2 separate regions of the Homo sapiens genome follow, and region 1 is linked to region 2. A link is a contact called in ENCODE Hi-C or POLR2A ChIA-PET data. All regions are on one chromosome and are shown on one strand. Each heading gives the region's core, a stretch centred on a gene start or an enhancer-like site at or near the end of the contact. The rest is flanking DNA. Distances are from core to core; before and after follow the strand shown. Region 1 has its middle 130 kb from the start of LINC02821. Region 2 has its middle 160 kb from the start of MYRFL.

Region 1 (5,160 bases), core at 2,562-5,061, 62 kb before region 2:
GAGGTAGAAATCAAGGAGGTGAGAGGCCAGGGTCCCTGTCCTGTCCTCGTTCAATGACAGGCTCTGAGAAGAGGTTAGGGATTGCTTTTAAAATTACCCAAATGGGAAAAGGAGGACAAGAGCACTGGGAATAGTGCCATACATCCTTTGAACAGAGGAAGACTTTGTCTTCCAAAGAAGAGTGTTTGGAAACAGCCTTCAAAGTTAGCTCCTCACAATGTGTAGGGATGGTATGAAGGCAGTGGCAGAAGACAGGTGAATTGATGAGTTTTGTGAGTTGGCTTTTTGAGACAGAGTTTGGGTGTAATACCTGTGAAAAAAAGAGGGAGGAAGCAGGACTGGTCAAGGGGCGAAGTTGAACTGTGATGCAATCCAACAAAGCCTCAGCTAACCCGAAGAGAAATTCTGGAGTAAGAATGACTCATCGGTATTGTGTTGCAATCTGCTGAATTGGCAAAGCCTTTCTACCCCACCTTACTCAGTTACCAGATAAGGGTTGCCCTGCCATTGTTCCAGCCACTGTACATCTGAAGCCATGAGGTCAGAGCCCTACATAGATTTGGGGACACCCATCTTGACGCATAAACCCTGCCTATACTACTCCCCAACCCTAGACATCATCTTGGAGAGAAGCAAAAAAAGAGCACTGAAACATTTAGCATTTACGTGAGTTACTGTCCAGAGATTGAACTCCCTAAATAGACTTTAAATGATTGGACCAGACCAAGGTTCCACACTTAGCCTAAAACTTGGTTTTTAGTTTTCTGTTATCCAGCAGGCTAAGGAAATATCAGGGAGAGAACATCAATTAAGAGGTACTCAAGGAAACTACATCTGCTTTGCACATTTGTATAGAGTACGAGGGACATTTTGCACTTGCTACATTACCAAAGAGAAACACATACCAAAAGTTAATTTAACAAGAATTCCAGACTCAGAGGACAAAAATGAGATTGAAGGAGGGCTCAATATTCTGTTTCCTGAGAATATTCATTAAGCAATTGCTAGGTTTTGTTGCTGAACAGTGTAATTTTTCATTCTAGTTAATTTCCTTTGAGAAGTTCTGAAATACTAGGACCTTACTTGTTCTCACTGGCCATAGAATTACATGTTAAGCAAAGCCCAAGATTTAGTAACGTACAAATCATTCTGGCTTCCCGCTACTGTGAGAAACTACACTCAGCAAAAAAATAAAATAAAAATAAAAAATGGTTATAGTTTATCTAGTTCCCTGTGAATAATACAAACACCAAAGTCTCTGGCAGTCAGAGATAGAAGAAAATTAAATTCACGTAAAACTCTTCATCAGCTTAGTTTGGCTAGATATGAAATTCTGGGTTGAAAATTCTTTTCTTTAAGAATGTTGAATATTGGCCCCCACTCTCTTCTGGCTTGGAGAGTTTCTGCCGAGAGATTAGCTGTTAGTCTGATGGGCTTCCCTTTGTGGGTAACCCGACCTTTCTCTCTGGCTGCCCTTAACATTTTCTCCTTCATTTCAACTTCGGTGAATCTGACAATTATGTATCTTGGAGTTGCTCTTCTCGAGGAGTATCTTTGTGGCGTTCTCTGTGCTTCCTGAATTTGAATGTTGGCCTTCCTTTCTAGGTTGGGGAAGTTCTCCTGGATAATATCCTGCAGAGTGTTTTCCAACTTGGTTCCATTCTCCCCAGTTGGTACACATCTGGTGTACATCTGGTACACCAATCAGATGTAGATTTGGTCTTTTCACATAGTCCCATATTTCTTGGAGGCTTTGTTAGTTTCTTTTTATTCTTTTTTCTCTAAACTTCTCTTCTCGCTTCATTTCATTCATTTGATCTTCAATCACTGATACCCTTTCTTCCAGCTGATCGAATCAGCTACTGAAACTTGTAGGGACATGGATGAAGCCGGAAACCATCATTCTCAGCAAACTATCACAAGGACAAAAAACCAAACACCGCATGTTCTCACTCATAGGTGGGAATTGAACAATGAGAGCACTTGGGCACAGGAAGGGGAACATCACACACCGGGGCCTGTTGTGGGGTGGGGGGAGGGGGGAGGGATAGCATTAGGAGATATACCTAATGTAAATGATGAATTAATGGGTGCAGCACACCAACATGGCACATGTATACATATGTAACAAACCTGCACCTTGTGCACATGTACCCTAGAACTTAAAGTATAATAAAAAATATATATATAAAAAATAATAAAAAACTCTTCATCAGCAAGTAAAAACCAAAAGCAACACAATTGTAACTGTGAGATCAAAGAATAGTGAGATGTGAGAGGCAGGCCATCTACTGTCAGCAGCCCCAGACTCCCCTCAGAATCGACGGACAGAACTTCAGATGAGAGAATCCTGAACTGCCCTGGGCTTTGCCAGCCCTTTGAGAGGGAAGTGACAGATGACAAAGTCAAAGCCTGGGAGAACTGAGAACCTAATTCAGTTTAAACTTACCCAGGCCCTTCTCTCTATTTAAAAGGATCGTGTTCACCATGGCCACAAAAGTCTAACTCTGGAATAAGTTGTAGCTCCATTTCTGAAACAAATTTTTTTGACAATAGAATGGAACTTAGAGGATTCATTATGCAATATTATCATATGTGCTCACAGGTATGCCAACATACGTTTCCAAGCTGCTTAAATTGTCTGCCAATGAGCCCCCCTTTTTCATCCCCCAGGGCTTCATCAAGTTGCACATATGATTGATTTTATAATAATAATAATAACATTTAATGAGCATTTGTTACATGTCAGGCACTGTACTAAGTGATCTTCAGTCTTCTTTTAATCCCTTCTTTCATGAAACAAGCATCATTATTATGTTATCTTGAAGAATGTGAGGGTCAGAGAGCTTAAGCAAATTTCCCAAAGTCACACATTTAGGATATAACTGAGTGAAAACTCAGAAAGGATTCCCAAGTGAGGAAAAACTCCCAAAGATGGCAAAACTGGCCTAATTTTGTTTATAGAATTATGTGGTATTGCCTTAGCTTGGGTTACCCAGAAAACAGAGCCTGAGACAATGAGCTTATGGTATAATACTTCTACTCTATTAGGAGATGCATTTCCAGGTATGAGAAAACAACGGGAGAGAAGGAGGAAAGGGGAAGCCAATATGAGACCACATGATCAAGTGTGAAGCTACTGAGACTTACTGAAAAAAATCACAGGATCGTCCAGCAAGAAGTCACATAAACTGCATCTCAAAAAAGTCCATCTAGAGGGAGAAAAGGGGAAGAACTTATGTACCAGCTGACTTTTTAAAATCAAAAGTTTACCTCATGGGATACTAACTCCCTGCCCTTCAGGGTTTCACATGTGTAGGCCATAAGCAGCATCTGTGGCTTCCATATCTTAGCACTAACACCTCCCTAGGGTGGGAGGTGAGAGGCGTATGGTGCAGCTTGGGGTGAGATATACGTATGTAAAGCCACTGGGAGCCAATATAGAACTGATGGTGTTAGTGGTATCGAAACAGGAAATGGGTGAGGCTGAGGCCTCAGAGGTGTCAGACATGAGTCCTTCTTTTCTGCAGGACAGAAAGGAGCCACACAGTTCTAGCATGTTACAAGTAGTTGGGATGCCTATTAAAGGCTAAGATGCAGCAGCTTAGCTTGCAGTCCTACATAGGCACTGAAGTAAGTTCTCATGCCCTAGTCCAGAAAGCAGAGTCTTCAGGCACTTTGGACAAGCAGCAATTACAAAGCACAAAAAGGGGAGAAATATGAAAATGTTCACTTAGTCATTCATTCTTCCAAGAAAGTCAACCAGCAGGTTCAACCAGTTCTTAGAGGTTCCCAGGAAATACACCTTCTTTCCTGGAGCAGGAGTTGTAACCTCCTCCGGTGTGGTTTCATCTGGGTAAAGATCATTGAACTGCATACAATGGCACAGAGTGCCATTGCATAGAGTCTGATAGAGCATCTTGCTCCTATGCAATGGCATCAGAAAGCAAAATCCCCTTTGTTTTGCATTCACGAAATAGTTTAGAATTAAAATACAGTTAAAATTAAAATTCAGGGCTTCAGTTAAAATTAGTAATAAAAGCCCTTGGTGGGTACTCACCATAGGCCTGCAAATAATCCCTGTCATTCTAAAGAAAGTGGACTCTGATAAGGAAGGTACTTCTGATTGCTAGAGCCTAGGCCATCTGACTATATCCTAGCTGCAAAGGCAGCTGGAAAATTAGCTGTCATTTTCAACTAATATAGTGGGTGTCAATCTCTGCCTCATAAAGTCGAAAAATTACCCAAACATAGGAAGAGGGTTCAGATTCTAGGTGGTCAAAAAGAATGTCAGATGTCCATTTTTGACCCCACATCCTTTCGTGCTAACTAGTTTATTGCCTGATACCAATGTTTTTCTTGTAGTGAGGCCCCTGATATCTACTGCTAGATTTCCTTGACAGCAAGGTCAAAAGAACAGTCATGCCAGATATAACCTCGGAGGTCTACCCAACACACCTTGCCTGGCCTTTCTTGGTTTGTTTTGTTCAACAGTTGCCCAAGCCCAGAATCTGGTACTCTGCATGACAAATCAGCAAATAAACCTGCCACCTGGAATCTGAGCTTTGGAACTACTACTATAAACAGCCATATACACATCATAACCCAAAGCCCCATAGAGTGTAATGCTGACTTTATTATAATGTGGGACACATGGATTATACCCCTTGCTCTCACATTAAACTGCTGTATGGCTTTGTGGAAGTGACTTAGCCACTTTGTATTTGGTTTCCTATTTTGTAAAAAAAAAAAAATTTTTTTTAAAGAAAGAAGAAAAAAGCCATTGCATTCAGCACAGGGGAAAGAAACCACTAATGCACAGAATGCTAATAATGTACAAGGAGGTTTACTTTCAGTTGTTGCAGCAAACCTGCAAGACAGGTGCTCTATCCTCATCTTGCTGATGAAGGAACTGAGACAGAGGGGTCATGTTTTCCCAAAAGTCATAGAGTTAACAAGCTGCTGAGGCCAGGGTTTGAGCCAGTTTCAGCCAGCCTCAAAGCCCTTGCTCTTTCCATGTTTCTTTTTTGAAAACAAATGTTGAATTACACAAACAGCAAGAGTATATTATCTGTAAAAAATTTAAATGTTTCTGAAAGGCTAATGTCTCCTTGGAATACTACCCCCTTGCCCCAACAAACTTTCTCAAGTGACAATAAA
Region 2 (5,291 bases), core at 1,444-3,943:
TGCCTTCTTTGTATTTAGAAATTAGTGGGGAATAATGACATTAATTCAAAATCTTACAAATAAATAACCAAAAGCATGCAATGGTGTATGAGCAAGAATTTCAGGATGACATGGGGAAACTTACTTAAGAATGAGAGTACCATGAGGCCAGGGCATTTTGTCTGCTTTGTTTAATACTGTACTCTAGCTTCTAGAAGAGTACCTGACACATAGTAGGACCTCTTAAAATATCTTCTAATTGAATGACTAAAAGAATAGAAGGTCAGTGTTCAAGGAAGGGGACCCCAAGGCATGATGTTTGAACCAGGACCTGGAAAATGAGCAAGGACTAGTCAGGACAAGATGGTGGTGGTGGTCTCAGAAGCACTCTTGGGTAAGGAGTTGGGGATGGGTATATAATGACAGCAATAGCTAAACCCATCTGTGGAAATACTCTCAAATGCCACCCAAGCACATGTGCCCCAGAATGCCGACCCCTTTTCTCGACAAAGCTGTTGGGACCAAGTTCAGTCCTGAGAAGCAGGATCATAGACAAGAAACTCTGCAGCCGCAGTGCAGAAGACAATGTTTCTATATAATCAATGGGCAATTTTTTTTCAAAACTGGGGAAAAAAGAACAAGTTTGAATTTACGAGGACCTGAATTTGAGTCCTCCTATTTTATCTCTTAGCCGCTAAGCAAATCTGTGTAAGTTATTTAACTTCCTTTAGTTTCCTCATAGTAAAAAAAAAAAAAAAAAAAAAAAAAGGGATGATAATACCAACTGTATAGGGGTTTTGAGAAAATTAAATAAGATAGATTATATTATAGATAAGGTATATTACACAATAATATAAAATATATTCTAATGATAATTGCTAACTATTACTGAACATTTATTTGCTAAGCACTTTCCTTGAATTCTCTATTTTATCTCTAATACCTCATAGGGTTGCTGTGGGCACATGAGCACTTAGAACAGTGCCTAGCACAAAAAGTGCTCAAAAAGTGTTAGATATGATCCCACAAGTGTCTGCATTTTACAGATGAGGAAACTGGGGCTTAGAGAAGTTAGCTAACTTGCCCAAATTCACATGCCTAATAAGTGGCAGAAACAGGAGCAAACACAAACTCAGCCTCCACCTTCTATGGCCAGAGTAGTGCAGGCACACAGCAGCCCTCAAAGTATGTCAGCCTCTCCTCCCATACATGACTCTTCCCACCAACATCCCATCCCTTCCACCTTCCTCCCTTGAGGAGTAGTCAGCAATGAGAAACTCCATAAAGGCCTTCAAGTGTGGATAGAATTGTTAGTGAGAGAAGAAGTCATCTAAGTGTTCCTCTGTACACACACATACACACACACACACACGAGGAGACAGCGAGAAGGAGAAAGAGCCCATAGACTTTTCTGTCAGATATGGAGGGCGGGTCGTAATTATTGTAACTGATCCTAAACAGACACAACAGAATACATCCAGGTTACTACTGAGCACTCTGAACCTTGTGACAAATAGAGGATTTCATAAGCTTTGTCCAAGTTTGAGGTAATTTAAATGAAAAGATACTTGAGTCACTCCTCACTTTCCCTTGAAGAAACAGGAAAACTCCACTATGGTGTCTGACAGTTGCTACCTATTTAATCTGAAATTGGACAGAATCTAGGTTGCTGAATTATGGGTAGTCACTGGAATGTTATTTTAAACAAAATAAACCCCGGGAATAAAGAAGCTCAAGAATTCTGGGGAGAGGATAAATCACTTGAAATATACATACGGGAGCTTGAAACATTTTTTTTTTCTTCTTCTCTCTTTGTGCAATTTATTTCCCACGGAAGATTTCATTCAGATAGAGTAATCTGCTTCCTGAGAGAGTCCAGGAAGTTTCTTGAGGATCTGGTCGAAGGTAGAGTGATTAAGTAACTCAGCCCAGATGAAGAGCCAAAAGTTTTCTATCTGCTTTTCCCAGGCTTCCCTCCCTGTCTCTCCCCTCCCCGCAGCTCTCTGAATTTTTAACCCTAGGATTCTCTTGTAGCACATGGATTTTCAGGGAGTATACTAACCAGAAATGGAAAGGATTTATTTTACCAGAGAGTCTAAATATCTTGGGCTTTCAGCCAGGCACAGAAAGTCTGACTGTGGAAACATGCAGACCCAGGGACAAAAAAGAAATCCTCAGACACAATATGGAGTGATTCCTGACCAGATTTACGGAGATGTCATCCGTGCTATCAGAAAAGGACTATAGGTTTGAATCTCTAAAGAAGACTCATGCTAAAGAGAAGTTGCCAAGGACATACACACGGAATGAAAGAAAAGAAAATGGAGGAAAATAATGGAGATGATTTAGATTGAGCATAGTTTATATTAATGAGACACTAGAAAGCGCTGAGAGAATTGCATGGGGAGTTATGAAAATAAATCTAAAATAAGATAAAATAAATATGAAAGACAGTACAGAATCTAAGGAATTTGCATTTTATTATGAATAAAGGTATATTTCCAGCTAGCGACCATTTTATAGAACAACTTATAAAATGAATCATTTCCATCTCTGCTTGGGACACTCCCTTTTCTCCTGAATTGCAGCTCCACCAACAATGAAAGGTGTGTGTGAATGTGTGTGTGTGTGTGTGTGTGCTGACTTACTATCTAGATAAGTGTGTGCTACGTGTCATACTGATTTTCTGGTAATTCAACACTAATTCCTGGCAAAGCATCCTGGGAAATTCCAGACCTATGAATGCCTCTCTGGAAGGTCACAATCAAGATCTGTTGAAATCCAACTGTATTTCAAACACTTCCTGGATTCTTTATAAAATCAAGAAACAGCTTCTCCATTGCTTTTCCTAATCTTTGAGCAAGTACGTTTCATTAAAGTGCTAGTACTTTAAGAATTTGACCTAATCTGCAAAATACTTCAGTAGGAAATGTGGCAAGTGCCACTGCTACAATTCTCCAGAGGTTAAAAAGAATGCACTCAATCAATTAGTGGTGAAAGTGAACATAAATCCTGAATTTCATGACCCATAGTTTAGTGAGGAGTCCATCACATGTCATCATTTACTTGCCTCTGGAAATCAGAAATAAACTGATTTTGCTTCAGTTAACTTTGCAAAATGTTTACTTTGCTTAACTTTCAAAACTGTTTTCTTTAACAAAAATGACAGGGCACTATACTTGCATTTTTTTTTTCACACAGCACCAAATTATTCCGGCAATTCAGCAAAGGAAAAAGAGATAATCTAATTCAGCTGGCATTACATAAGTAAAAACAAGCTAAATTTCAGTTAGCTTCAATAAGTGCTTCTTTCACCTGAGTACTCTCCTTTGCCCCATGCCTCCAACTGTGTGTGTTTTCTTTTTGTTCATTTAGGCTACAGTTAATGAATATTAATAATAGTACTAATACTATTGCTAAAGGGTAATAATAGTATGAGCATGCACCCATTCAGACTCTTTGCTTATAGAAATTGGTGTTATTCATGAACACAGGGAGGGGAACATCGCACACCGGGGCCTGTCGGGGTTGGGGGCTTAGGGAGGGATAGCATTAGGAGAAATACCTAATGTAGATGACAGGTTGACGGGTGCAGCAAACTACCATGGTACCTGTATACCTATGTAACAAACCTGCACATTCTGCACGTGTATCCCAGAACATAAAGTATAATTTAAAATTTTTTTTTCTCATTTCCATGCCAATAACTTTATTTATTTATTTATTTTTTATACTTTAAGTTTTAGGGTACATGTGCACATTGTGCAGGTTAGTTACATATGTATACATGTGCCATGCTGGTGCGCTGCACCCACTAACTCGTCATCTAGCCTTAGGTATATCTCCCAATGCTATCCCTCCCCACTCCCCCCACCCCACCACAGTCCCCAGAGTGTGATATTCCCCTCCACGTGTCCATGTGATCTCATTGTTCAATTCCCACCCATGAGTGAGAATATGCGGTGTTTGGTTTTTTGTTCTTGCGATAGTTTACTGAGAATGATGATTTCCAATTTCATCCATGTCCCTACAAAGGACATGAACTCATCATTTTTTATGGCTGCATAGTATTCCATGGTGTATATGTGCCACATTTTCTTAATCCAGTCTATCATTTTTAGATAATCCAGTCTATCTAAAAAAAGAAATTGGTGTTATTATCATTCCCACTTTACAGATGAAGAAATAGGCTTAGGGTATGTTAAGTAAATTGTGCAATGTCACAACACTGCTAATAAAAGTGGAAGAGCAGAGTCCACATTTCAAATCTTTGTGGTAAGCTCAAAAGCTGACCATCTGCAAACTCTTCCCTCTAATTAAATTGTTCATTGAACTATGACCCCTCTCAGGCTTATCTACATTTCAGTAAGGACTTTGTAAGGGTATAAACTCCATGAGGGTAGAGACTTGGTCTATGTTGTTCAGAATGGCATCCCCGTGCCTAGCAGGTAGTAGGTGTCCCATAATCAGGGCCGAATTCGTGGGTCTGTGAGCAGCACAGTGACACAGGGCCACCAGTCAGAAGGGCTCCCCACTTGGATTCAATGCTTCGCATTGCTGTCTTCAGATTCTTAAAATTTTATCTTTGAATTGTGTGTAGATGAAGTCTGATGGGACAATGGAGCACAGGTGGGCACCTGGAGCCTCTGCTTATGTGGGGCCCCACCTCCCGCCGCTTCAGTGCCCATCACCACCTGGGTTATTGGCTGCTTACCCTCCACCCGTGGTGCCCTGGATGGCAACCAGGTCTTGTGGGGAGGGGGCAGGACTCTGACTCTGGCCAGAGTCTGGGCAAGGGAGAGGGAAGGGCTGAGGTTGGGTGTGTGTTCCCTGTGGCATCTTAGGGAGTGGTGGCCACAGTCCCACCCTGGATTGACAGCTCCACAGTGCACCCAGTGGGCTGTTCAGGAAGTGCGAGCCTGTCACCCATGCTTGAGCCAGGTGCTAAGTGCATTCTGGTTTGGAAGGTGCATGCCTTGGAGGACTTACTTGTCCCCAGCCAGGGCAGGACATATCAGGCATGGTAAAATTTTAATATGTTGTAGTTAGAAAGAATAAGACCTAATATTTGATAACGCAACAGAGTGATTACAGTTAATAATAATTTAATTGTACATTTAAAAATAACTAAAAGAGTATATAATTGGATTGTTTCTAACACAAAGGATAAATGCTTGAGGAGATGGAGACCCCATTTTCCATGATTTGACTATTACACATTACATGCCTGTAGCAAATTATCTCATGTACCCCATAAAAATATACATCTACTATGTACCTACAATTTTTATTATTTTTAAAAGTTTAACATT

The links. A loop is a pair of places that touch in the nucleus more often than their neighbours do. ChIA-PET counts read pairs that join two places held with the same protein, here RNA polymerase II (POLR2A). Pooled maps may share reads with other maps.
Region 1: a loop to region 2 is called in a map of PC-9, with 11 times the contacts of the local background. The contact joins two enhancer-like sites. A Hi-C loop is called at or near these places in 8 of 168 maps with a recorded cell type or tissue (Calu3, MCF 10A, PC-9 and 4 more) and 7 of 50 pooled maps. POLR2A ChIA-PET finds 5 or more read pairs at or near these places in 2 of 52 experiments (AG04450 and WTC11).

The regions. Positions count from the first base shown.
Region 1 is chr12:70,048,427-70,053,586 of GRCh38, reverse strand. No RefSeq gene overlaps it. Among named protein-coding and RNA genes, the nearest start is that of LINC02821, 130 kb to the left of the region's middle. Within about 2 kb of position 3,811, at least 5 of the 41 ENCODE cell types and tissues checked have a DNase peak (open chromatin) inside an H3K27ac peak, as active enhancers do; they include PC-9, where a contact is called at or near this core.
Region 2 is chr12:69,985,338-69,990,628 of GRCh38, reverse strand. No RefSeq gene overlaps it. Among named protein-coding and RNA genes, the nearest start is that of MYRFL, 160 kb to the right of the region's middle. Within about 2 kb of position 2,693, at least 12 of the 41 ENCODE cell types and tissues checked have a DNase peak (open chromatin) inside an H3K27ac peak, as active enhancers do; they include PC-9, where a contact is called at or near this core.